5 separate regions of the Mus musculus genome follow, and regions 1, 2, 3 and 4 are each linked to region 5. The links are chromatin loops, found by intact Hi-C in ENCODE. Cell type or tissue: left cerebral cortex. All regions are shown on one strand. Region 1 overlaps Fbxl17 (F-box and leucine-rich repeat protein 17). Region 2 overlaps Fbxl17 (F-box and leucine-rich repeat protein 17). Region 3 overlaps Fbxl17 (F-box and leucine-rich repeat protein 17). Region 4 has its middle 9.0 kb from the start of Gm34179. Region 5 has its middle 14 kb from the start of Gm34230.

Region 1 (5,000 bases), 63 kb before region 5:
TCTTTCACATCAAAGTTTCATTTGGGCTGCTTTTTTAATTTGGAAGCTATATTTTACCAAACTGGTAGATTCTCCCTCACTTGAGCTTCTAAGAGCTTACAAGAATATTAACTGATGTTGATTTGTTGTAGAAAAAGCTAAGTATCTCTGTCTGTCCTCCCTGCTAGCTGCAGATGAGAAACATTAAACATATTCCTTGCAGCTGAGAAAGCTTGTGCTTGTATTATCAATGTCTAAGTACATTTGTAGTGAATTTGTTTGGCTGCAGCATTGCTGAGTCCTAGGGAGGAGTTCTCTAGCCTTCCGCCAACTGTAACCTTCCCCCACGAAGTTGTAAAGTTAGGAGGTGCATTAGGAAGCCTCTGTTAGAGCAGCTTTTCTGATGGCTGGATGGATAAGCATGTTAAAAGGTTTTGAAGCTGACGACACATAATCTCCTAAACTTTAATGCATTGTAAAAACCAGGAGGAGAGAACGCAGTGTGAGACCGCTTTGATGAATTGGGGTGAGTTCATATTCTGAGAGACTGTTCAAAGGCTTGCTTGACCTTGGGAATTAGAGCTGACCTGAAATCACCTATCAGTTTGACTCACGTTTATTTAGTGATTTAGTTAATGATATGTAAGTGATCGATGGGACTGTAATAAAAAGCAATGTGTTTACTCGAGCTTCTACAACTATAAACAGTCAGTGGTGACTCTGGTCTTAGAAATTATTTTCACGACTTCAGTAACTTCTAGACTACGAATCTGTTTCTTATGATATTTTCCTCATTTGGACAGAGAACAAAACTGAAAGGGGTAAAAAAAAAAAAAAAAAGCCTGGGAAAGCTGTGGGGAAAATGGAAATGCTGTGCTGAAGGTTAATAAAAAGGTTTGGGGTAATGAGGTTGATGAGAAGCGGGGTGCAGCATGGAATGGCATTGGCTGGAAAAGGAGACCTTGCCAGAGGCGGCCCGGCTGGTTTGGGAAACCTCTGTAGTTTGTGCTAATACCAAAGTTTGGAGACACAGGCCTGAATTATGAGCAGTGAATAACATCATAAACGTAGCAATTCTCAAATGCCAAACCCTTGTGAGAAGCAGTTGGATGGAGAGATGCTGGAGCTTTTAAAAGCTCCCTTTCACGTTCTTGCTTTTTTTTTTTTTTTTAACTTCATGCAGAACTAATTTTACACACTGTTCATTTGATTTGAAAATGCCAGCGTCTGGGGTATCATTAAAGAGCGTTATTGAGGGAGCCACTCTTGGCAGAGCTTCTGCTTCAAATGCCTAGTTCTTATGTTCCTGCCGAGCTATAAACTAGGAGAAAATGTACCCCAGTTTATACTTGAGGCCACTCGGCCTGTCTTCTCCCCTCCCCGCGTCAAGCAGGTAGCTGCCTTCTGTTGCCTCCTTCTCCTTGGGCAGTAGAGGTGTCTGGAAGGCTCTGCCAGCCCTGTTACTCAAGGAATAGACATAAATAGGTTGTGAAAGGTCCATACCAATGTCCTATGACCAAAGCCTCCTGGAATTTCTTTGATTTCTAGTTGACATAAATTAGAATTACACAGGCGTGAAGAGTCCACCCAGAAAAGATCAGAGAGACTGCGGGGGGTGGGGAGCCGCCTTTGTGGGGTCCCATAGATTACCCAGCTGCCTTCAGGCCAGGGGCCCAGTGGAAGCTGACTATTATTGGTCCACAGCATGAAAGTAATCAAATTAATTCATTTCTTATAAAAAAATTTTTCTTCCCAAGACCTTCGTTTTCATGTGTCACTGTTCCTGAAATTCTTAGAAGAGTAAAATCATTTATTTTAGTAAAGGTGGATAGCTATAGTATATTCTCTAGGATGCAAGAAAGTCTGGTTCTCCCGCAGAATCCCTTGTAATGGCAAAGAGATGGCTAATACGGAAAACAAGCGATGGAAACCACTCAGCCAGAAGCCTGCTTTACAGCCTCAAGATGGCCAGGGCCAAGTTCCGTGTGCCCAATTTAATGTAAAAATATTCAGGAAAATTTGACCACTGAACTGCTTTTCTCAGAAAGTAATTATGGTAAGAGAAAGCCTCAACAACCAAAATATTTCTGTGGGGGGAAAAAAACCTGGGGTTTTAGTCGCTTGTTTAAGAATTGTGAGCAGGAAAAGCCTGTGGGGAAAATAACAGACGGCTGTGTGACTAACACACAGAACTAACTGGAAAAATAATTTGTGGGGCACTGTGTCCAGGACTGTTTTGGTAGCAATTCAGCCATGTAACAAAGTGAGTACCTGCGGGCTCCTCTTCCGCCCACATATGCACAGCTGTTTTCAGACCGCCCTTAGCCAAAATTTAAAATTTTAAATTAATGCCCCGTTGAAGAAAATACATTGAAAAAAATTGCTTTCTGTTCTGTGAAGGCTGGAGTGGCCTGACTGACCTGAATTATATAGCCTCTGTCTTGAGAGACCTTTCACTACCCAGCCAGTGCACAGCCTTGTGTGCCCAAAGGTAGGGGCAGTTCCAGGTAGCAGGAGGCATGGGGGCTGTGAGCTCTGAGCTCCTGCCTTTGCTTGAAGCATCAGCATCCTCTTCTCGTTTGCTGATGAGACAGTTCCGCAGGTCATTTCCGAATAGGAGCACTTTAAAGCACATTTGACAGCCCTCTCTCGATCATCCCTGGTAATCGAACAGGGAGAAGCCCCACCAGCTGAAATTCTGAGGTTACCTCTCAGTGTCATCTCCGCCATCTGCTCTCATCTCCATTTCCTCCCATCCTATGAACCTCCAATGCCAAGCGTACCCGACTCTCCTGTCCCACTGGTATGGAGCTTCTTGGGACAGGTAGATTTGGTAAATACCATGCCACAATGCCAGCTTTTGACTTCTGTCAATGTGCCACCTCTGGGGCCTTTCAGAACTTAATCTCAAGCCTTGGAGTCATATGACAGTGATCTGAAACACAATGATATTAACAGCATGTGCCCAGAGGGTCATTACCACAGTCAGGTTTGCTATGAGCACTCAATACATGTGGCTTCTGTTCCCATTATTGCTCTTTCTTATGTGTGCACACCTACTTTCTTATGTGTGCACACCTACTTTCTTATGTGTGCACACCTACTTTCTTATGTGTGCACACCTACTTTGGAATCTTTTACCTGACACATTCACCACCTGCCCTACCTAGCAGGGTCTGAATATAAGATACTAAGATCTTAAAACAAAACCAAAAAGAAAAACAACAACAACAACAACAAAAAACAGTCTCCTGAGATATATGCAACAATATTTGAAAATAATAGAATTTGTTTTCAGTCATCAGGACTTTTATTTCAGTAAAAGAGCACAGAGGAAGGTAAAATCTAAAGGCCTGTAGGTCTCAACACCACCTTGGTTTTGTACGTGTTTGGCTTTGTTGTGAGCAGGGTAGAGACGGGCTGATCAAAAACCAGTTGGGAGTTAGAGCAAGGCTAGGGTTTGCTTCCTGGGAAAGACCGGCATCTGGTGGGAACTTGTCAGGCGTGCTGCAAGGAGCTGCTTGTACCTTGCTCACCTCTACTAGGGAACTGACATGTCACGAAAATCTCAGCTTATTTTCTACAAGATGTGAAGAAGGAGTCTAGAGCTCCCCCAAATATGTTAGGGTCAATAGATAGCTGTGTTGAGTTTGCCTGAAGGCACCCCAGAGTGTTATTACTTCGAGGTCAATATTCACCTTGGAACTTCGATTTGGCTTCAGTAATAATATGAAAGGATTAGGCTCTAGGACTGTGATTTTATATTTACTCATAGAAAGGGTAAATGGCAGTTCGCTAACACATACCCAAGCACAGGCCTGGCTTCCGTTGTCTATGAGACCGAGGGCTCCCCGCAGTTGGAAAGGAAATAAGCCAGCCCACTAGGATGTCTAGCACTCCGGTGAGCTGCCTGCTCCTACCCTGCTGGAACCCCTGAGATTCTCGTTTCTGCTGTTCATACAGTTTTCAGAGAGCTTGTTCCTTCTCCTTCTAATTTTATCATACATGTTACTCATTTGTTCAACAAATGTCTGTTGAGTGGCTCACTGTATAGTGCAGTCACTGTGGTAGGAAAAGCCATAAAGAAAGAGTCCCTAGCCCCTGGAGCTTACAGCTCCTGAGAGGGAGTGACAGCTTGAATACTGTGAATTTGGGTATTGTGTGACTGCTTGTTGGCTTGTTTTAAGAGGACATCCTGAGTGATCCCATGACCCAAGCAGCAGTCCAGCTGTCAATTCCCCTGACTTACTCCCCCTCCCTAGCCCCCAGTCCTTGTCTCTTAGCACCCTAGTATCAAACCTCCAGAAAGAGTTCTCTAGGAACAGTTCCCTGGCTTTCTCTTTGCCTACGGCTTTCTGAGCTCACATTAGCTCTGATGTAGTATCTCCAAACACACTGCCCACCTCCCTGTTCCCAACTGAGTCCACCTCCTGGCAGCTGCATTCAAAAGACAGCAACTCCACTGTCTGCGAGTCATTTTTTTGCCCTCTTCACCATCACCACTCCACCAACCTTCCCACCTCCTCTGTCTCCCCTTCCTGCCCCACAGTCTCTCTATTCCCAGGTTTACAGACTAGGGATGGTTTGTATAATACCCTCATGTGAAGCAAACAAACCATAGCTCTTACTTGCTGAGGTAGCATGCTGGCTTCCCACTTCCTCATCACACTGAAAGTTCTAAGTTTTTCAAACCAGAACCTAGACACAAAGGGGTCAGGCAAAACAGACTCACACATGCATCAGATAGTGGGCAGGTAGATTATCTTGTGTTTGTCACCTGTGTTCTCGTCAGCTCTTTGTTGCTGCATGCATCTGAAATCTCCACAATGTAGCTTACAAACATACTACATATCTAACAAGTTTGAAAATATTTAGAACCCACTGCCTCTTAACCATTGCATAGATCAGGGGTGAAAAGCATCTAGACTGAAGGAAATAAATAACCAAATAAGAAAGATGCTCTCCCAGCACTTAGGAGGCAGAGACAGAGGCAGGTAGATTTCTGAGTTCGAGGCCAGCCT
Region 2 (5,000 bases), 260 kb before region 5:
GAAGTGAACAACAGTGTGGGAACAACATTACATTCCTGGAACCCAGTCAATTAATCACACAACACATTTCAAAGGAATTACTGCTAAGTAATTGTTGTATAAATTAGGCCCATTGCAATTGCTGGGTAGTAAACAAGGTACACACTTGGCTTCTGCAACCTGCAATACTTACAGGCTCTCTCCCTCTAACCCCTGTGAGATAATCCTTAAAACCTCATTGCTGGCACCCACAAATAACTATTCATTTTTCAAAATAATCACATTGGTTATGTTTTTCCCTAGAGAGCCTATAATTACACATTTAACTTTTTAAAGCACAGGTTAATAATGATGGGATTTTTGAGTTTGAAGGTATTTTACTTTTCTCTAATGACTTTGTCTGGTCCTTGTATAATACTGAGATAATATAAAAATGAGCAAAGAATTCTTCCCATTTAATAGAATTAAAGCTCCACCCAGTGGTTTTCATCACACCAGATACATCAGTTCTGTTTTCATTTTTAACTAGGAGCCAACAGTTATATCTTGAGCTGTCTGTATTGTAGGAATGTATCCAACTTTCTGTAAAGGCCTCTTCTGGAAAGTGTTTTAGAATCACTTTACTTCATCTTCATCTGAATTATTTTTCCACATCCTGGTCAAAGCTGTTAATCGATGGCCTCCCCGTTCTCATGAAAGGGAACAGCCAAGATTTCTAGTAGGGATTCTTAATACATTTTGCTAAAGTTGGATGGTGTTATTCCTATATCACCATTGCTCAGATACCAATGGTGTTGACCCTCAGGTTTCTAAGATAAGAACAACAGAACCAAAACAGAGCAAAACCATGATGAAGGCAACTCACTTAAGTACCGTGTTTATTTCATTTGTGATCCACTGTTGCATAGGTTCCCATCCTGGTGGGAAACACAGAAGCAGGCAGGCACGGCGCTGCAACAGCAGCCAGGATCACAAACACTAGGCAGAGAGAGAGACACCTGGGAATGACATAGGGCTTCTGGGACTTCAAAACCTTAAAGTCTGCTTTAACAACTCACCTCCTCCAACAAGGCTAAACCTTCTAAACCTTCCTAAACAGTTCCACCAGCCTGGGACCAAGTATTCAAACTTGTGGGGACCGTTCCCAGTCAAACCACCATATCTCATTAGTGATTGCGATACAGATCAATCTAGTCTAGAGGAAGACCAGATCATGGAGATGTAGGGCTTCCTTCATGGTTTCAGGCTGTAGAAAAATATTTTTTGTAGGACTAGAAAGACAAAGGAAGAAAATAGGGCTTAGGATCTTGCTTTCCACTTTTTGGAATGAGTTTTCCTTTCCATGGAATACAGTAACTGGCACTAATACATTAGTTCAATGGGAATTTCTCTTGCATTCATCAGATGCTGACTGGATTAGACACATCTCCCTGCATTTCCACAGAATTCAACCTGATGGAATTCCTAGTTGGCCATTGCTTGATACTCATCTCTGTAAGGAAAAGTCCTGTCTTTACTGTTTCTTGACAGAGTCTGGAAGTTAAGTGAATAGGGATGTCAGTTACTTTTTCTGTTGTTAAAAACAAAACAAAAACAAAAGCAAGAAGAAAAAAAAAACCCACCATGAACAAAGCAGCTTATAGAAGAGTTTCTTTGGGCGTCTAGTTCCAGGTGGTTTGAGTGCATGATGGTGGGGCGGAGTCAGCAGCAGCAGGCATGGCAGCCAGAGCAGAAGCTGAGACCTCACACCTTGAGCCACAACCTCAAAGCAGAGAGAGCAAGCTAGGAACATACTCTCTCCAGCAAGACCGCACACCCTAAGCCTGCTCAAATAGCACCACTGCCTGAGAAGCAAGTATTCAAATGCCCGCAATACACAAGTCTCTGGCTCCACCCACCACCGTGGGATACATATGCCAAGGAAGAGCAAGCAAACAGGCAGCACATTGCAGATCCCTCTGTTTCTGAAGTGAGGATTCCTTTATTACACTCCCGTGGGTCATTTCTGCCGTTTGCATCTTGAGACTGTCCTTTTCTGCCTGTTGCTTGCATTCGAGTGTCTAACAACTGTCTCATTTCAACATTGTGTTGTAACAGCTTCAGAGATTTTACACGAAGCTTCTGTGGTAATCGTAACTCTTTATGTTTTGCCAAATGATCTCTTTAAAACTTAGCTGCATAAAACTAAATTGGTGGAGGAAATGACAAAGATGTTGGCTTTTAAACACACGGAATTCTAAGTGAAAACCAAAGCCCGTGGAAACAAATAAGAATATCAAGAAAAAGCTCAGCAGCGCCCAGGATGCATTTGTGCACCCTTCTGGCAGCAAGACACTAACACCACACGAGGACAGCAAAAGCAGGCATGGAGTTAAGTCTGAGGCTGCCAGAGGAAAATGTGTCTTTCTGTAGGAGAAATTTGGCAAATTCCGATTCTGCAGAAGTTGTGTAGGATGAAAGCCCAAAGTGTGCCTTTAATTTAAGAAATCCTGTTATTTAGGCAACTTGAGTGGAGTTATACTCTAAAAGGTAGGATGTAGAACTTACATATTTTAAAATTTAGATTATTTTATCTGTAGGGGTGTTTTCCCTGCGTGTACATGTATGTGCATCTCATGTGTGCCTGGTACACAAGGTGGTCAAGGTCAAATCTCCTGGAACTGGAGTTACGTTGTCAGCCACTGTATGAGAGTTGGGAATGGAACCTGTAACTTCTGCAGGAACAAAATCCCTCTGAGCCATCTCTCCTGCTGCTGGAACTTGACTTTTAATGTAGGGATGAGTAAACAGAAGACAGGGAAGAAAGGGCTGCACTCTGAATGACTTAGTTTACACTCACAAAGGCATGGGCAAGTGTGACGGGAGTTTCTCTTAGGGTTTAGGAAGCAAGTTTTCATTTAGTTGTTTGTTTTGGAGGTTAGTATTTAATTACATTTCTCCATCCCTTTCCTCCCCCAAACTCTCCCATATACCCCTCTCCACTCTCCATCAAATCCATGGGCTCCTTTTCACTAATTGCTATTGCATGCTTATAGGTATTTGTATAAGCATGCATGTTCCTAGCTGTTGAGTCCATATGGTGGTATGTGTTTTTAGGAGTGATCATTTCGCCCTGGATAGCCAGTTGGTGTGCTCTTCCCTTGAGAGGAGCGACCACCTTTCCTGTTCCCTGCTTTACTCTGTTGCTATGGTTCTTTCAGTAGGGCTTGGGCCTCTGTCGGGTTTGGTGTGCTCCCTGTGACACCCTCGCTTGGCTGGTAAGTTGGTGGGAATATGAGTATAACTTCTGACATCACTAGGAGATATGACATCACAGCCAAGTCCCTGGTCCTCTGGCTCTTGCCTTCCTGTCTTCTGCCATGTTCCCTGAACCCTAGGCACGTGAGCATTTCCTGGATATATCCACTGGGACTTGGCTGTCTAAGTCTCCATTTCAGTTGTGGTTTTTCTGTACTGGTCTTGCTTTGATGCAAAGAACAGTTTAATAAGTATGTTTTGAGAATCAAAGAAAAGAGTAAAAAAAGAAGAAAGGGAGTAAATGGGGAGAGGAGGAGGAGAAGAACAAGGGGAGGGGAGGAGGGAGAGCCGAGGACCAAGTGCTTTGGAACTAAAGTGGTATCAGGTGGCTGATGAACAGTGGATGGCTAGCAGGCATTCCAGCGACCCTCACAGGCAGAGACGGCAGTGATGGCTTCTGTTCCGTGTCTAATTTGGAATAAGCTTACTGGACATAGAACACAAATGGAGCTTTTGGTTTTCAGTTGTTCCGTTCTGAAGTGGGTTGTTCTGCCATTATAGAGCAGTGTTATACCTCAGACACCATAAGGATAGGTAAAATGTGGTGAACTTGCAATCCTCAGACCTGCACTCCTTGTTTGGAGACGTGCCTTGAAGCCTCTTGCATGGCAGTCAAGTCACAGGCTACACTTGAGTAGTGCACTGATTTAGCGCTCAGGTCATGCATGCAGTAGTGGAGCTGGGTCTCAGTGGTGGAACTGAGGAAGTCCTAACGCTTTGAGAGTTTTGGTCTAAGTGTTTGAGTTTCTATGTAATTGCGGCTGCATTTTCACTACTGAGAAACCTCAGCTATTCAGCTTATTAAATAAAATGTTTCAGACATTCTCTATCTGCTTTTTCAGCAAAATTATGGAACATCTAGGGTTTATATATCTGAACTCGTTCTTTGAGGATTGCGTTTTATTTCCAGGAAGGTGCTTCCTTAAAGGAAAGCCACACTGCACGTGCAGGCACGGGGTGGTGAATGCTCTGGGCCTGGATCTCAGTGTTTGGAGGAGTTTATGGTTTGCTCACTCTGGAACTAGTCAGACTTAATTCTCTCAGGCTCCCCTGTGCACATAATAAGGACCAGAGGTAGAGGAAGCTGTCCAAAGCAAGCTCTGTGTTTTAATTAAGTGATGTTAACGTCAATACATCTCTGTTGTTAGAAGTGCTGAGATGTTAGCAGTTGAGGACGGTGTGCCCTAATGGGTTTACCATAACGAGCTCTGTTTGATTTACTCAATAGCTATGACAGGAACACAGGCAGCTGCTTCTCATTCCCTGGCTCCAAAGCAGTTGTAGTGATATGGTACATCCTGATTAAGTCACCTCTGTTGACTTTTCATTTTCTGGACTTTTCTTTCTAAATGTGGTGATGAAAAGGACTCTGGATTTCTCAGCATGAAAAATAAAACTGTAAGTAATAGAGACAGTCTGTTAAATACCTTCTAATAATGAATGTTTCTGAAGACTGCAGTGGTTTTCAAGAGCTTTGTACACTTCTTAGAGATTAGCACTGTCCTCATGAAAACTGTCAGTGCTAATCAAGTCAACACATTTAGGAAATACTTATACTTAAATACCATAACTTCAAAGTATTTTAATTTGATATATATGCCATGTATTCAAACAAACACCTTTAGGACAGTGTGGTGGTTTGAATATGAGTGATCCCCATAGGCTCAGATCTTTGATGGGTTAGGCATCAGGGAATGACAATATTTGAGAAAGATTAGGAGGTG
Region 3 (5,000 bases), 130 kb before region 5:
CTGGCCTTGAACATGTGTACCTGCAAATTGGTAGACGGAGACTATTCTGCTTTTGAAGGCTGTGCTGCTCAAGGGAGTGGAAAAGTGAGTGTGTGTGTGTGTGAATGGAATTGTTCTATATAATTTTGCTAATTTAAAAATAGAAAATATGAGAAATGGAGACACCCTCTAATATGGTAACCCCCTCCCCCATTACTTTACAAGACATGATGAGAATCTGAAAAGGGTAGAGAGAAACTCTCGGCGCCCTGCTGCAAAGCGATGATAAAAAGGTGTATATGCCAATATTTAAAGACATCCATCAAAAGGCAGGAGTTCATGGAAGCCAGGTTTTATGGTTCTTGATCCTGATCTGCCTCAGCTGAGGTTCTGCAAGTTAAAAGGGAAAGAAGCAGTAGCTAAGAGGATGGAGACCAAGACTCAGGTAGCTCACTCTCTCACTCGCCGACACTGAAAGCACTAGACTGTCAGATCCCGATGTCAGAGCCACTGTTGCAATGACTGACACTGGTACGGAACTCCAGCTGGAAACAAGTGACCACAGCCTTGTCAACCTCTTACTCATAGGGCAAATACATCCTGATGGATCGGGAATGTACTCAGTGACAGAGGGCTTGCCTGCTGGCCTAGCACAGCACATAAGAGACCTAGCTTTGTTTTCTCATGCTACTGAAATGGGGGGGTGGGGGGGAGCGGTGAAGAAGCAGGCTCTGTCCTCTAGTATCTTGTAGCCAGTAGCCACCACAAGACGTTAATATCATAGATAATAGTGATTACCAATAATGGTTGTCCCTGACTCGTTCATAATTGGGGCAACTCTACTTCTAGAGCATATCTATGAACTTAGCTTTGTGTGATGAACTAAAACTCATGTTCAATTCTCTTTGATCAGATTGTGTATAACAATGCTATCTTGAATTTGGGGCTCGGCACGTTTAATATCTAAAAGAAGTTTCTTGTTCCAAGAAGGAAAATGTTGCATATAACTGGGATTATATTCAAATGATCTAAAAAAATGATTACTTCCTTAAATATTTACACATCACAGAAAGACAGCAAACAAAGAATAAAGGAAGGCTGTCATTCTCTAGGTATGAAGGAAGAGATGCATATGGCCATTTTTGAGAAGATATGTTTGGGTAATATAACATATGTGTACCATATGGAGGAAGCTGCGTTAGAAGCCCTCTGGAGAGCTGACTAATACATCACCACTAAGCAGATGTAAATTGCAGTGCCTTAGTCACCTACGGACTGTCTGTCTCTCTTAGCAATTAACAGAGCTCTTAGAGTGGCTAAAAGTGAGTTATTTTTAAAGGAAAAAAAACCACTTCAATGTGTATCTACAGTGTATTCATTTTTATCCTTATCACTTATGTACTGACTCTCACAACCATTTGTACCAACGATGTGACTGAAGGGCAGAAACGTGACAAATGACCCTTCCACTCTGGGATCACAGAAACTAGTCTTTGGTGCCTAGAATCATGTTCCCCACATAGGTTTTCTCAGCGTGAGCTGCCCTGTCTCTTGATTGCTGATAAGCAGGCTGATGTCAGCTTCTCTGTTTTGCAAGAGCTCTTTTTTTTTTTTTTTTTTAAAGCAGCTTGGCTGTATCATTTTTGAATGGCCCTTCACCGGGTTCTTTACAGCATTCCCAACACTCATCCGGCTTATGTTAATCTCATTTCAGCTCACCATAAAGCAGTTGTTTTCATGTCTAATCGGCAGGCTTGCATAATCCACAAGAAGCCTGCCGTCTAGTGCATTTCTTCAGCCTGGGAAACATGCCTCATTCTAGGATACTGCTGTTTGTGAGGCTCTTTGTTTGCCAGCATCCGAAGCCTGGCTCACCTGTGATGCTGATGAAATCGAGCAGGTAACAGAGTGGGGAGTTCAGGTCTCTGGCCATGTAGTAGGAGGTTGGACACCCGTCACTTTGATCTTGACCTTGTTGATACAGTGAGTGCTCACTCTGTCCACCAACCCAAAGGTCACGCCGGCCTTCTTGATTGGATTTTCTACTCTGTCAGTCAGCACACCATTAGGCAGAGTGCTGCCAGTGACCCCTGTAATCTCAGTATTGCCAGTAAGAGGTGTGTAGGGTTCTGTTGATGGGGGCAAATACGTAAATCATTTCAGCTTGTATTGTACGCCTGCCACAGGCCAAGAGATACACAAAACCCACAAGATAGAAAGCACACTTTCTGCCTTCACGAAGTGTTATGGTGGAATGATGAAAGCCCACCTCATGGTTAGATGGGACACACAGTAAGTGCGGCTGGAGGTTAGGATGTGAGCATTTGGCCGCTGGTTGCCTATTGTAACTAGTCTGCAGTCTGGTCTGTCTTTCTCTGCATGTGCATTTTAAAAGCTCCCCGGGCTGCCTATAGCAGCAGCCCTTGAATGAGAGTCTCACAGGCTTTTAATGATATTCAGAGCTGTTAAGTGGAGTTTCCCAGAGGACAAAAATCACAGTGTACCACTGGCTTCAGAGTCCTTTATTCCACCCTTGGAGAATTGCTGCACATAATAGATTGAATAAGACTGGGCTGATTTGCATCCCTTATCCTCCAATCGGTGACTCAGCTTCTTAGCTTCTTTATGCTTAGATGACTATTGGGTGTTTCACGTACATTCCAGAATCTTTTTGTCTCAAAAATAACTGATACCCTACTCTGTTTATATGTGAGCTTATAGATTTTTTTCCTTAATAATAGGACTTGTCATCCTGGCTTTCTGCTGGCTTTTTATTAATTTAAGAAACATTTTTCCCATGCTAACATTGAACAGTTTTTTTTCGTCATCCTTTGCTAATCCATAGTTACTTTCAGTGATTAAATGGTTTCATTTTCATCCTCTGGATTTTCTTTATATGGAGAAACTTCCGTTGACTGGTTAAGACAGTGCCAAAAGCATGCTTGGAGTGTGTGAAGCTGGTGATCTTGTTTCTGTTCTACCTTATAACACAAAGAGTTTACCATTGTAAATAGTCCTGCCACCCAGCCTCATGTTTACACATGGGATTTGCTAGTGCAGTATATGTCAAGGGGCAGAATAAAACAGCAATAGGGGCTCTGATGTCTGGTTCCTTGAACGTGTTCTCAGGAAGTGGAATAAGCAGGTCTGTAAAAATGGTGGCTGCTTAGCGTATCTCTTGTCCACCTGCATAGGAATCATTGTGTAGCGCCACCACCACCAATACCTTCAAGAGAAGTAAGACAAAGGTATCTGCCAAGGGAGAGGGCATAATGGGTGCAGGGGAGGTTGTACCCAGAAGCCAAAGATAGGTAGCATGCTTCAGAGGGTCTCACCCCTGGGAAGAGTTTAGAAACACCAACTAGTACACTGAATGAATCACAAGCCTCTTTGACCTCACTCAGCAAGTTAGGTAATCTCTTCTCAGGACAGAAGTATCCACAGGGAGAGGTAACACTCAGAGGTTCTGAGCTACTAAGAATTTAACAAATTTCAGAGCATAGGCGGACATATCAACATTGATGTTCAACAGTGCCTCAGTGAGAGAGCATAAAGTACAACGTTTGAAAGATAAGTTCACTTCCAAATTTACCCAGTCTTGCAAGTGGACACACATGAAGAGGAAAACTACCATTGCAACTTAAATAAATGGCTGTCATAGCGATCACATTAAAAAAGACTTACCATAAGAAATAGAGCCAAGTGACCAGTGCATACCACAGCAGTATTTTCTGCATAGGTGTTGCCAGCATGAACACTCTAAATTGGAAAGAGATTTCCAATTCGGGCTTTTTGTCTCTCTGACCCTACAGCTCTGCTCAGATTCTCTGGGAATTTCTTCAGCTTACAAACAGTTCTCTTAATTGATTAGCAGGTGGCATGCTGCTCCCTGGCTCGCCCCAGCCCCCCCCCAGGTTGCTATGGAGACACAGCCTCCACTTCCCTGTTATGTCTTTTCTGTAGAAGGAGGTCTTGTGCACCTATTGGACAGGCTGCTGCTGGCGTTTCCTAGTCGTGGGTATCGGTTCCACGTACCTTTTTGGCTGAACAAGGGAAAAGTGACCCTTTCCCTAGCTCGAATGCTTACATCTTGCAACACTATTTTTCTTTAATGGGGTAATTTTTCTTTTTCTTTTTCTTTGCTTTACCGCCTTACATTGCTAGTTCTTAAGTACCAGAGTGTTAGTGTTCTTAAGTAAAACCCTGAAAGCATGTTCACTTTCTTAAAGGTTCTAGGTACCACTGCAAATGTACTCAAGAATTCTAATACCACTGACAACACCTTTCCTGTTTAAATATTATGCACAGTATGTTTGAGATCTCTCCCTCTCTGTCTCTCTGTCTCTCTCTCTCTCTCTGTGTGTGTGTGTGTCTCTGTCTCTCTCTCTCTCTCTCTCTCTCTCTCTCTCATACACACACACACACACACACACACACACAAGATCTAATGCAAATCAGTAGTTTTGTACCTTTGTTATAAGTTTCCTACCAGTGTAAAAAGGACAGGGGTATCTTTAAATAAGTTCTCCAAGGTCATTTCCAGAGACTTTAGTTCACGCCTAAAAACCAATGAGTCTAAGCTCTGCAACTTTTGTGCCTTCAATAAAAAATGCATTTTATGCATTAATACTAGTTTTTACTTTAAATTTTATTATTTATTTAATTTATGTGTATGGATGTCATGTCTGGATATATGCCTGTATACCGCATATGTGCCTAGTATCTGTGGAAGTCAGAAACATGTAAGCTTCTCTGGAATGGACTTACAGAGAGGTGTGAGCTAGGAATTGAATGTGTGTCCTCTGGAAGAACAGCTAGTGCTCTTAACCGAGAAGCCGTATTTCCAGCCTTCCCTCCAGTTTTTCCTTAAATACCAACTCTTATGTATGAAGTAATCTGAACATCATGATGGTGATCTCTGTCCCAGGGACAAAGGGCAGCATCAACCATAAACAGCTCCTTTCCACACACTGAACGTAGGCTCCATTCAGGCACCAGGCTGCTTTGACCATGAGGATTCT
Region 4 (5,000 bases), 64 kb after region 5:
AAGACAGGGTTTCTCTTTGTAACACTGGCTGTCCTGGAACTCACTCTTTTGTCCAGGCTGACCTCAAACTCAGAGATCTGTTTGCCTCTGCCTCCAAAGTGCTGGGATTAAAGAAATGAGCCACCACTGCCCCACAAGGGACAGATTCCTTTTTGTATCACAAAACAAATATTTCTTCTGAGGAGCTGCTTTTAAAAGACAGATGGATGATAGATAGATAGATAGATAGATAGATAGATAGATAGATAGATAGATAGAGATGGATGGGTAGATGATAAATCATGGATAAATGATAGACATAGATTAGTGATAGGTGATGGATAAATAGATTAGCGATGGATAGATAGATAGACAGACAGACAGACAGACAGACGGATAGATAGATAGATAGATAGATAGATAGATAGATAGATAGTAGATTTGGTGATAGATTAGTGATAGGTAATATATAAATAAATTGGTGATAGATAGATAGTAGATTGGTGGATAGATAGATTGGTAATAGATAGATAGATAGATAGATAGATAGATAGGCAATAGATAGGTGATTGATAGATGATAGATGGATAATATATTGGTGGTAGATAGATAAATAGATAGATGATAGGTAATAGACGGGTAGATGATAGAGACATGTAGAATTCACCTGAGCTTTGTTTCCTATATCCTCCTCTTACTGCCTTTAACTTCATTACTATTAGACCATGGCTGATGCTCTTCTAGGCTCAAGCCAAGAATTAGACTCCTATATCATTTCAAACCCTCACATCTCATGTACTCAATCTTTCTCTTCACTTTACAGATGAGGGCATTAAGCTAAACGAGGCACAAGGCTTTTCAGAGGTCCAAGAGGCAGGAATGGTAGCAGTGGGACTCAACTTCCATCTTCCGACTTTGAAGGCTGGCACTTTGAGCATCTTCTGCTAAAGAATCTAATGTTTATCAAATCTAACACAATACCTTTTTCCCCCATTCTTGAATTATTTAAAACTTCCATCAGCACTACTGCTTTTTCTTTCTAAGAGCACCAGGCAAACCCTGAAATCATCTCCATACTCTCAGTATTCTACAAACAATGGCCAGCTCAGTGGGTCTTTTGCATCACATGTGATTTTTAGAGCCAAAGTAATTTAACCTTCTCTCTTTCCTCTTCACAGTGGTAAACTCTTTTCATAGTGTCTAAGGACTTCTTTATACATCATGCATGTCTCATTCGAGCCATATGCGATCTTTATGTATAACTCTGACTGAAGATTGCCATGCTCCACTGATTTCTATCATCCAAACATGTTGTTGAAATTCCAATTATGATGACTCTCTCTGAGTCAGCCGTATAAATTCAACCCTACAGGTTAGATTTTCAAATTCCCCGATTAGCATAGAGAGAGCTATTAGTATATTTTGCATCAAGCTATATATAACTCTTTGTACTGAACTCTTTGTTTTGCAGGAATAGCACATAAGTTTTATTATCTTTGCTCCTGGGATCCCACACCACACTTCCCTTTAAAGACGGAAACACACACACACACACACACACACACACACACACACACACACACACACAGCATGGGAAACTTAGCAAGCTGAGCTTTTTAACCCACTCTCAAATGGAGACCTGAAAGCTTCCCAGGAGTCTGTATTGACAAGCAAGCGCAGCTGCTCAGCCCAAAGTGATGATCTCTATTAGAGATAGAAGGCTGAAGAATGCACGCCTTAAGTCTTGAAACCTGGGACCCTTGAGAAAAATGACTTTTTCTGAAGGCAAATGATGGAGGAAGAAGGCAACAGTGGCCCAGAAGAAACTGTGCTCTGTGTACCAACCCCTGGCTACCAATAAACTCTCTGTGTAAGTAAGTTCATCAGACAGCAAGAAGTAGTCCACAGCACTAAACACAAATATATTCTTGATATGCAAATTGTTTTGAAGACGTGGAATTAAACGCAAGGATCTTCCTTCTGATGTCCCTCATTTAATCAGACTCTATTTGTGGGCTTCATAGCTTTGCTTTAAAGCATAATAAAGAAAAAAAATAAGGACATTCTCAGTTTAATTTTATAAAGATCACATAATAACGGTGACAGGTGGAGCCACGTAGGGGTGGAGGCAAATTGGTCTTCCATCCCAGACGTCAAAGACATACTGCAGACATCAGGGAAATGTCTCGTGGTTGGGAAAGGTAAGAGAACCCAGCAGGCTGGGCTTTGATACCCAGGGCTTTCATTTTTAATTAAAGAATGTAACTCTGGCGAAAAGTCATCACACCGCCTTATTTTACACGGGGCTTGCAACGATGGCTCTGTGAAGGAGAGGATGATTGGCAGCAGGCCTAGCAGAGTACCTACAAGGTGTTCCCAGTCCAGCAAATAACAAAACGCACATTTATTGTGTCTCGTTCAAAACTCACAAAACTCCTGTGAAGAAAGCACATGAGAAATATGATTCTTAGAGTCATTTAGTAACCTATCCAGGGCCACACAGCTGGGGAGTCACGGTCCTAGAGAGGCAGCCTGACTCTTCAGTTTCAAAGACTACACGGACCCATGATGTCCTCCATTGTCTGTGACCTTTCTTTCTTGAGTGTGTATGGTATCCCTAGCTTACACTTTCTTAAAAAAAGAACCTTGCTCATATATGACGGAACAGGTCAACTTCTTCACCTGAGTGGTCTCCTCAGACCAGATAAGATCCTCAGTGAGGCTTATCTGCAATAACATTTCCTTCAAATACATTGTCTTCCAAAGTCAGCATCACCATGAGCCTCCAGTGTAGACAGGCATGCATCCCTCTGCCCTCTGATTGGCAACATATTACCTTGCTCCACAATTGCACCAATTTTAGTCTGGAGACTGTTCCTAACAGCTCTGGAGTACCCAAAGCATCTGTCCTCCTCTGAGTAGGAACATGAAGCAGCTGCTCACTGCCACTCACACAATAGGGTTTTTTTTAGATACTCTGAAACCAGATGCCAAAATTTCCTGCCCTTTCCTTTTCTAAGCCAAAGAATTCTGGCTCCAGCTTCCTCCTCCTCTTCCTCCTCCTCCTCCTGGTCTTCTTCTTTCTCTTCCTCCTCCTCCTCCTCCATCAAATTACTTTCACCAAAGATCCATTTCAGGAATTGCTAATCATTTTTGGCTCCTGTCCTCTAGTCTCTCTGGATCTGCCTGTTCAGTGGGTGTCATGGAGATATTGCTGTACAGGACTGAAATGAGGACATTTGGGGAATTTTTTTCATCATGCCCACAGGAGTATTTTCTGTTGTTGTTGTTAATTGGCTATTTTATTTACATTTCAAATGTTGTCTCCCTTCCCTGCTTCCCTCCATAACGCCCTCATCCCTCTTCCCCCTCCCCTTTGCCTCTATGAGGGTGCTCCCCCACCCACTCACCTACTCCCACCTTACTGCTCTAGCATTCCCCTCTGCTGGGGCATCTATGGAGCCTCTACAGGATCAAAAGACCTCTCCTCCCACTGATGCCAGATAAGGCCATCCTCTCCTACATATGCAGCTGGAGCCATGGGTCTCTCCATGTGTACTCTTTGGCTGATCATTTAGTCACTGGGAGCTCTAGGGGGTCTGGTTAGTTGATATTGTTCTTTCTATGGGGTTGCAATCCCCTTCAGCTCCTTCAGTCCTTCCCCTAACTCTTCCTTTGGGATCCCTGGGCTCATTCTGATGGCTGGCTGTGAGTATCTACATCTGTATTGGTCAGGTGCTGGTAGAGCCTCTTAGTGGACAGCTATACCAGGCTCCTGTCAGCAAACTGCAGGAGAAATGTTAAAGAAGAACTAGGATGGCATTCTGGAGAAAGACAAAAGGTGGGATCCTGATATAGTTTTTCATGTGTTGCAAAGATACAGCTGTTTGGGAGAGATGTTACAGTAAGTTTATTCACATTTATTTAGTTTGGTATGTAACGGGAGGGATTCAGAAAAGCTATAAGAATTCAGAGAAAAACAAAAAACATTCACTTAAGTTGATCAGCAGGACTTAAAAGAAATACCACAGTAGATTTTTTTTTTTTTGTAATTCCATGTTTAGTTTGTTTTGTTTTGTTTTAGATATTTTCTTTAATTACATTTCAAATATTATCCCCTTTCCTAGTTTCCTCTCTGAAAATCCCCTATCCCCTCCCCCTCTCTGCTCTCCAACCCACCCACTCCTGCTTCCTGGCCTTGGCATTCCCCTACACTCGGGCATAGAACCTTCCCAAGACTAAGGGCCTCTGCTCCCATTGATGACCTACTAGGCCATCCTCTGCTACATATTCAGCTAGAGACATGAGTCCCACCATGTGTTTTCTTTGATTGGTGGTTTAGTCCCAGGGAGTTCTGGGGGTACTGGTTAGTTCATATTATTGGTCCTCCTGTAGGACTGCTAACCCCTTTAGCTCCTTGGATACTTTCTCTAGCTCCATCACTGGGGACCCTGTGCTTTGTCCAATGGGTGACTGTGAACATCCACTTCTGAATTTGCCAGGCACTGGCAGAGCCTCTCAGGAGACAGCTATATCAGGCTCTTGTCAGCAAAATCTTGTTGGCATCCGCAATAGTGTCTGGGTTTGGTGGTGTTTATGGGATGGATCCTCAGGTGGGGCAGTCTCTGGATGGTCATTCCTTCAGTCTCTGCTCCGCACTTTGTCTCTGTAACTCCCTCCATGGGTATCCTGTTTCCCCTTCTAAGAAGAATGGAAGTATTCACACTTTGGTCTTCCTTCTTCTTGAGTTTCATGTGTTTTGCAAATTGTATCTTGGATATTCTAAGTTTCTGGGCTAATATCCACTTATCAGTAAGTGCATATCATGTGTGTTCTTTCATAATTGGGTTACCTCACTCAAGATGATATCCTCCAGATCTATCTATTTGTCTAAAAATTTCATAAATTCATTGTTTTCAATAGTTGCATAGTACTCCATTTTGTAAGTATTCCACAATCTTAAAGCATCAGGAGGATGCATAGAAACAGTGAAAAAAGAGGAGGAGGAGGAGTTTGAAGGA
Region 5 (5,000 bases):
AAGAAAAAAAAGCCTTAAATTAACCTCTGAGGTAATGGGTTGGACTGTCAAGATAAATCTCATTTTTAAATTCTTAGAGTAGAAAAAGTTATACATTTAGAATCCTATTGACTACAATGGACTATTATTTCAGGATACTCTCGGTGGCTGAGTGTTTTGACTCTACAGTCAGAAAGATCTCGGTTTCTGATCCCAGCTTGGTCACTCATTCATTCTCCAGGTGACATCAGGCACGTGCTTCTGCCCTCTGAGCGCTGGTCACCTTGATCCACCCTTACCGACTATGAAAATGAAATGTGAGAACGTGGGAAGAGCAATGAACACAGGTCCTGCTTTGGTGTGTGTGCGCCAGAAAACACACTGAAGAAGCCATTCTGACTTTCAAAACATCATAGTGTACTGTCCAGCTGGCATGGAGTGAAGGCAGAGACGGAAATGTGGATTCAGGATAAGGAAAGGTTCCTAGGAAGTCATCAGCTTTATCATGCACTTCCAATTTAGGCAAGAGGGGACTATCTCAGAGCTCCCTCCTGTCATAGGAACTAGGTGACCTTTGAACTCTCAGCCAGCTGCCCAGTCGTATTTTGGAGCATCTCCCAAGATCAGAGCCTGGGGTCTGGGTGGCAGTGGGAAGCTGTGAAGATCCTGGAGGGAAGAAGGGACCTGCTCCCAAGATGCTAGAGGAGGAGATAACTACTACGAGTTTGAATCTAATCAGGGCACAGCTGTAAAGGCCAGCTCAATGGAGTAGGTAACTCCTGCTCAGAGTAGCCAGCCCCATTCATGATCTAAAACACTCCCAAAACAGTTGAAGTGGAGGGGATCTTGTGATGGATCCAGAAATCTGGACCCCTTGAGATTTAATAGAAAAAAGGATCTCCCACATCCAACTACTTTCTCCGTCTCCCCTCTTCTACACTACTTTGCTTTTCCAATCTACCCCTTGGTCTTATCATGTGACGTCATCTGACCATGCAAGGAAGGAAAGCACAGGCTTAAGTACCAGGCTGCTTGGCTTCATCTACAATCTCTGCCGTTCAATAGCATTTGGCCAGGTACTCAGTCATTTGACCTGCATGTACTCACCACAAGAAGGGATCAGATCATATTATTTATTTACCAAATTTTTGAAGGTTAAATTGGATAACAGGGAATTCTCAAAAAAGCCTTCAAGAAAGAGTCAATTTACTTAGTTGTGTGGGGGCATTGTCAGGCAGGATGCTAAAAACAAAGAAATCAACTAAGAGCAAAAGCCAGCTTGTGGTTGTCCTCTGGAAAGAGGGAACAGATATGTTACTGTACGGTGATGATCATGGTGGGAAACAGGGGTGCTGACAGGATCTCTCAGGCCCAGTTCAAGCCTATGCTCCATGTCTCAATGGGTCCATTCAGTTTCCTCAACTCCCCAGATCTTGCGCATCCTCCTGAGGGTCCTTTTATCCCTGCCACCCCAGTTGTCCTCTTCCCTGTCCCCACACTTCCACAAAACTCTTTCCCCAAAGCAGACTGAATATTGCATCTTCTGTGACATCTATAGCTCACTTATCTGAGTCCCTCACCAGAACAGGCCAGGAAATATCCCCGGACAACCTGTGTCTAGCACGCAGTAGGCCCTTAAAGCATTCTTGTAAAAGATGTTGATTCTGAATACCCCGAAGGTCTGGTGCATGGAACAAAACAGGAATTCCAGAAGAAAACACCATTTCTATTTTGTGTGCTTCCTATGAAAGATTGGCTACCAGATCTTTCTCTCTTTTGTGTATTGTTCTTATCCAGAACCCCATCCTTATTTTAGCTCTGAACATATTCTTGGTATTTTGTAAAAGTTAATAATAATGCATTTCCATTACATGTATTTGCCCCACAACTATCCCCAGATATATAAATCTGAGAGAGAGAGAGAGAGAGAGAGAGAGAGAGAGAGAGAGAGAGAGAGAGAGAGAGAGATGCCATGGATATTTATAATATTCGACTCACTCCAGAATGATTCTGAGATTCTGTTGGGTCAGCCATCTGGCCCCTGTACTACAGGCTGTCTTGTGTCTGACTGCAGTGTCTCCCAACCTTCTATCTCCTTATTTAATTGGGTGACAGCTTTGCTTTGGTGGTCAAATCCAGCCCCCAACCTGCTTGACCTTTTTCTCTCATGGAGAGCCAATCCTGAAACGGTTACATTGAGCACCGTCAAGGGGGTGGTTGCATGCCAGAGGTGGAGGATGGAGAGTGGGAAAGGGAGGAGAGAGGGGAGCTCCCAGCTGCATGACTGTCAGGGGCTTGTGGTGGGGGAAGCTGACAGAGTCAGGAGGTGAGAGAAGGCCCAGCTGCTCGGCAGCTATTTATAAGACTGTCATATGGGGAAGTGTGTCTGGCCGGCAGAAGCAAAAGGGGGGTGGCGGACTAAACTGGCTCCTTATTTAGCTTGATGACACACGCGCGCAGCCAAACTGTGAGAACCCACTCTGTGTAGAGACACCTGGTCAAGTCTGCCTCCGCCAGACTGGAAAGAACATTGACATTTCTCAATGAACTAAAAAATGGTACCGCAAATGGCTTTGCAGCAAGAACAGTTAAGTGGTTCTATAGACTTTTCTACCCCTGCTCAACCTAAGACATCCCACATCAAAGGAGCTGGCATCACCCTAGGCCCTGCACCCTGATGGCCAAGTAGAGCAGATGAGGAAAGAACAGACATGGAGGCTGTCTTCTCAAACTGGGCGAGAGCAGCCGTCAGCTGCAATTTTTTTTTTTTTAAATGAAACCAGCTAAGCAGCAAGAAACTGTGTCCGTTGGTCTCCTGCAATAGAGAGAGGTTAATAGCACGGCGCATTTGGGGTCTGTTTGGGGACCAATAGTATTTAATGTGTTTATTATTGATTTGGAGGAACCAGTGGGTAGTGAGTTGGTGAAGGCTGTTGAGGGCACTAAGTTATTTCACTTAGTAAACACCGCAGAGATTTGTAGGGAATTCAAGATGGATTTTCCATGGAGTTAAAGAAATTAGAAATGAAAATGTCTTGTAAGAAGATGTGCTCTGTCCCAGTAGGCCAGTGTGGAATTGTTACCAACAATAGGAGATATTTCCTGGAGTTTAATTCAACCTCAATTTTTAAATGCCTTAGAAGTGTTCACCTTCCCCAGGGAATAGGGAAGTTTTGGGTCTTCTCTACTACCTCTCTCAAGTTTTTCTCTTTAAATTCTTTCTACTATGCCTCCAGTTATGTCATGGGGATAAGTGTGTGTGTGTGTGTGTGTGTATGTGTATGTATGTGTGTGTGTGTACCACTGTCTATACAATGCAACAAAGGCTGACCTTCCTTTTTTGTTGTTGGTAAATTGCTTCATCATAGATTTCTTTCTGGTACCCAGATCCTTGAGGCCATTCCATTTCCTAAGTCTCCTTTTAGGTTTCAACAGTCACCTGATTGCCATGCCTGACAGATTGTCCCAAAAGTCTCATCTCCAGTTCCAAGGGGAAGAGAGAGGAATATTGTGAATGCGCTATGCAGATGTGTATTTGTGCAAAATATATGTTTGGCCAACCCAATGGAGCATGATTGACGATCAAAGTCTTAACAACTGTTTTCCTAGTGAGTACACCGAAGACGCCTTGCTCACTTGTTAACCGAGCTGACAACCAGCACCCAGTGTCCGAGTGTTTGCCCAACTGTACCCACGCTTAGCCTACGATTTCCTGGTAAACTCATTTGCTCTTGCAATTCCCAGAACAGAGAGTTCTAGCTTTCCTGGAATATTTCATGTTTTGAAATATTCTTGCGCATGCCTAAGGATGGAGCAGCTTAATAAGAGATTGTTTTTTGAATAAACAGAAATTGGGAAATATAATTGATATTTCTTATCCTAAGTTTCTGATTGAAAGAGAGAGGAACGTGAGGGGGGCGGAAAAGACACTTTGAGGATGAAATGTTGTTTGCTTGTCCAACACAATTCAGAGGACCCCGAATGTGTTACTCAATTGTTAATCCTTTTTCCCCTGTTACTAATACCTTTAGCTACAGCCTTTGACTTTCCCTACCCTACAGAGTCTCCACAAGGATAGATGAGGAAGATGAAGGAACAAATGTCTCCTTCCAACGGCATAGTGCATTAGCAGGGCTATATAACACTTGTATTCTAGCAGGCTAGCCTTTTATTTAGACGTCTCCCTGCCTTGCCTGGTTTTAATCACAAGGATGTCTGCTTCTCCTCATCCAAAATTTCAGACTTGAGGCATCATAGAGCCCTAGAGCCAGAGGAACCACGCAAGCTGCTTCGATTAACTCCCCTATTTCTGGATGCAGGAACAGAGAGATACAGGGTTGATGCTCTTTGTCTGAGTGCAGCATAAAGCATCTCACCCTTGAGTGGGAAGGTCAAGAAAAATATTCAGCAAATGCAGATTGGAGAATGGTCTCTTTTTTATAGGGGTCGAAGTCAATGGTAAGTGGAACCTGTCAGTTTGGTACCAAAACTAATGGATTCTTTCCCTGGAATGTGACTTCTCAGCCCCTGTGGAGGTTTAGAGGACAGACTAGGAGGCTTGGGAGAAGAACAGGATTTGGGGCAGTCCAACCAGCACTGGAACTCATGGTGTGACAGATAATCGTTACCAGATGATTCTTATAACAAAAATGAATAACATCCAAAAGTTCTTGTCAAAAGCACACTTATTTATGGACTAAGGCAAAACAATGAATAGCTTCTTATCTTGTGGAGTACTCCTAACCTACATTTTAAATCTATGTAGGATGCTATGATGTGTAGTGTTGGATGGCCCTGTTGGAGAGAGGCCTTTGTTCTGGAGGCGACAACCCCTAACTGTCAGTCATTGACTCCCTAGAAATAATGCTAAAGCTGGACAAGGTTGCTTTCCTGGAAATGGGCGACGGCTGATTCGTTTTATCCCCAGCTACGCTTTATCTGTCCTGAGACCATGCCTTTATACCCTTCCTCCTCAGAGACTGCTTCCTGGGAACTCTGCCTGTTAAGACGGAAATCCAGAA

The links. A loop is a pair of places that touch in the nucleus more often than their neighbours do. Peaks named below come from ENCODE experiments on the same cell type or tissue, not always from the same donor. Only the 100,000 strongest peaks of a DNase experiment are listed, where the experiment ranks them.
Region 1: a loop joins it to region 5, with 2.1 times the contacts of the local background. A loop is called at or near these places in 3 of 42 quality-filtered maps.
Region 2: it touches region 5 in a loop (2.3-fold over the local background); 2 of 42 quality-filtered maps call a loop at or near these places.
Region 3: a loop joins it to region 5, with 9 times the contacts of the local background. A loop is called at or near these places in 2 of 42 quality-filtered maps.
Region 4: it touches region 5 in a loop (2.4-fold over the local background); 2 of 42 quality-filtered maps call a loop at or near these places.

Annotation. Positions count from the first base shown.
Region 1 is chr17:63,072,436-63,077,435 of GRCm38, reverse strand. All of the region lies in intron 8 of Fbxl17 (F-box and leucine-rich repeat protein 17), which reads left to right. Among named protein-coding and RNA genes, the nearest start is that of Gm34324, 35 kb to the right of the region's middle. In left cerebral cortex, no CTCF peak of the experiment used is centred here; DNase peaks (open chromatin) are centred at 1,164, 2,053, 3,964 and 4,395; H3K27ac peaks cover 1,386 bases.
Region 2 is chr17:63,268,076-63,273,075 of GRCm38, reverse strand. All of the region lies in intron 6 of Fbxl17 (F-box and leucine-rich repeat protein 17), which reads left to right. Gm41607 reads left to right here. Exons shown (of 1, transcript XM_017317745.2): 1 at 1-1,737. Among named protein-coding and RNA genes, the nearest start is that of Gm41607, 27 kb to the left of the region's middle. In left cerebral cortex, no CTCF peak of the experiment used is centred here; DNase peaks (open chromatin) are centred at 1,936 and 2,367.
Region 3 is chr17:63,142,905-63,147,904 of GRCm38, reverse strand. All of the region lies in intron 7 of Fbxl17 (F-box and leucine-rich repeat protein 17), which reads left to right. Among named protein-coding and RNA genes, the nearest start is that of Gm34324, 110 kb to the right of the region's middle. In left cerebral cortex, no CTCF peak of the experiment used is centred here; DNase peaks (open chromatin) are centred at 1,241, 1,505, 1,713 and 2,333; H3K27ac peaks cover 1,179 bases.
Region 4 is chr17:62,945,891-62,950,890 of GRCm38, reverse strand. No RefSeq gene overlaps it. Among named protein-coding and RNA genes, the nearest start is that of Gm34179, 9.0 kb to the right of the region's middle. In left cerebral cortex, no CTCF peak of the experiment used is centred here; DNase peaks (open chromatin) are centred at 2,944 and 3,108; H3K27ac peaks cover 912 bases.
Region 5 is chr17:63,009,758-63,014,757 of GRCm38, reverse strand. No RefSeq gene overlaps it. Among named protein-coding and RNA genes, the nearest start is that of Gm34230, 14 kb to the left of the region's middle. In left cerebral cortex, no CTCF peak of the experiment used is centred here; DNase peaks (open chromatin) are centred at 1,566 and 2,384; H3K27ac peaks cover 1,572 bases.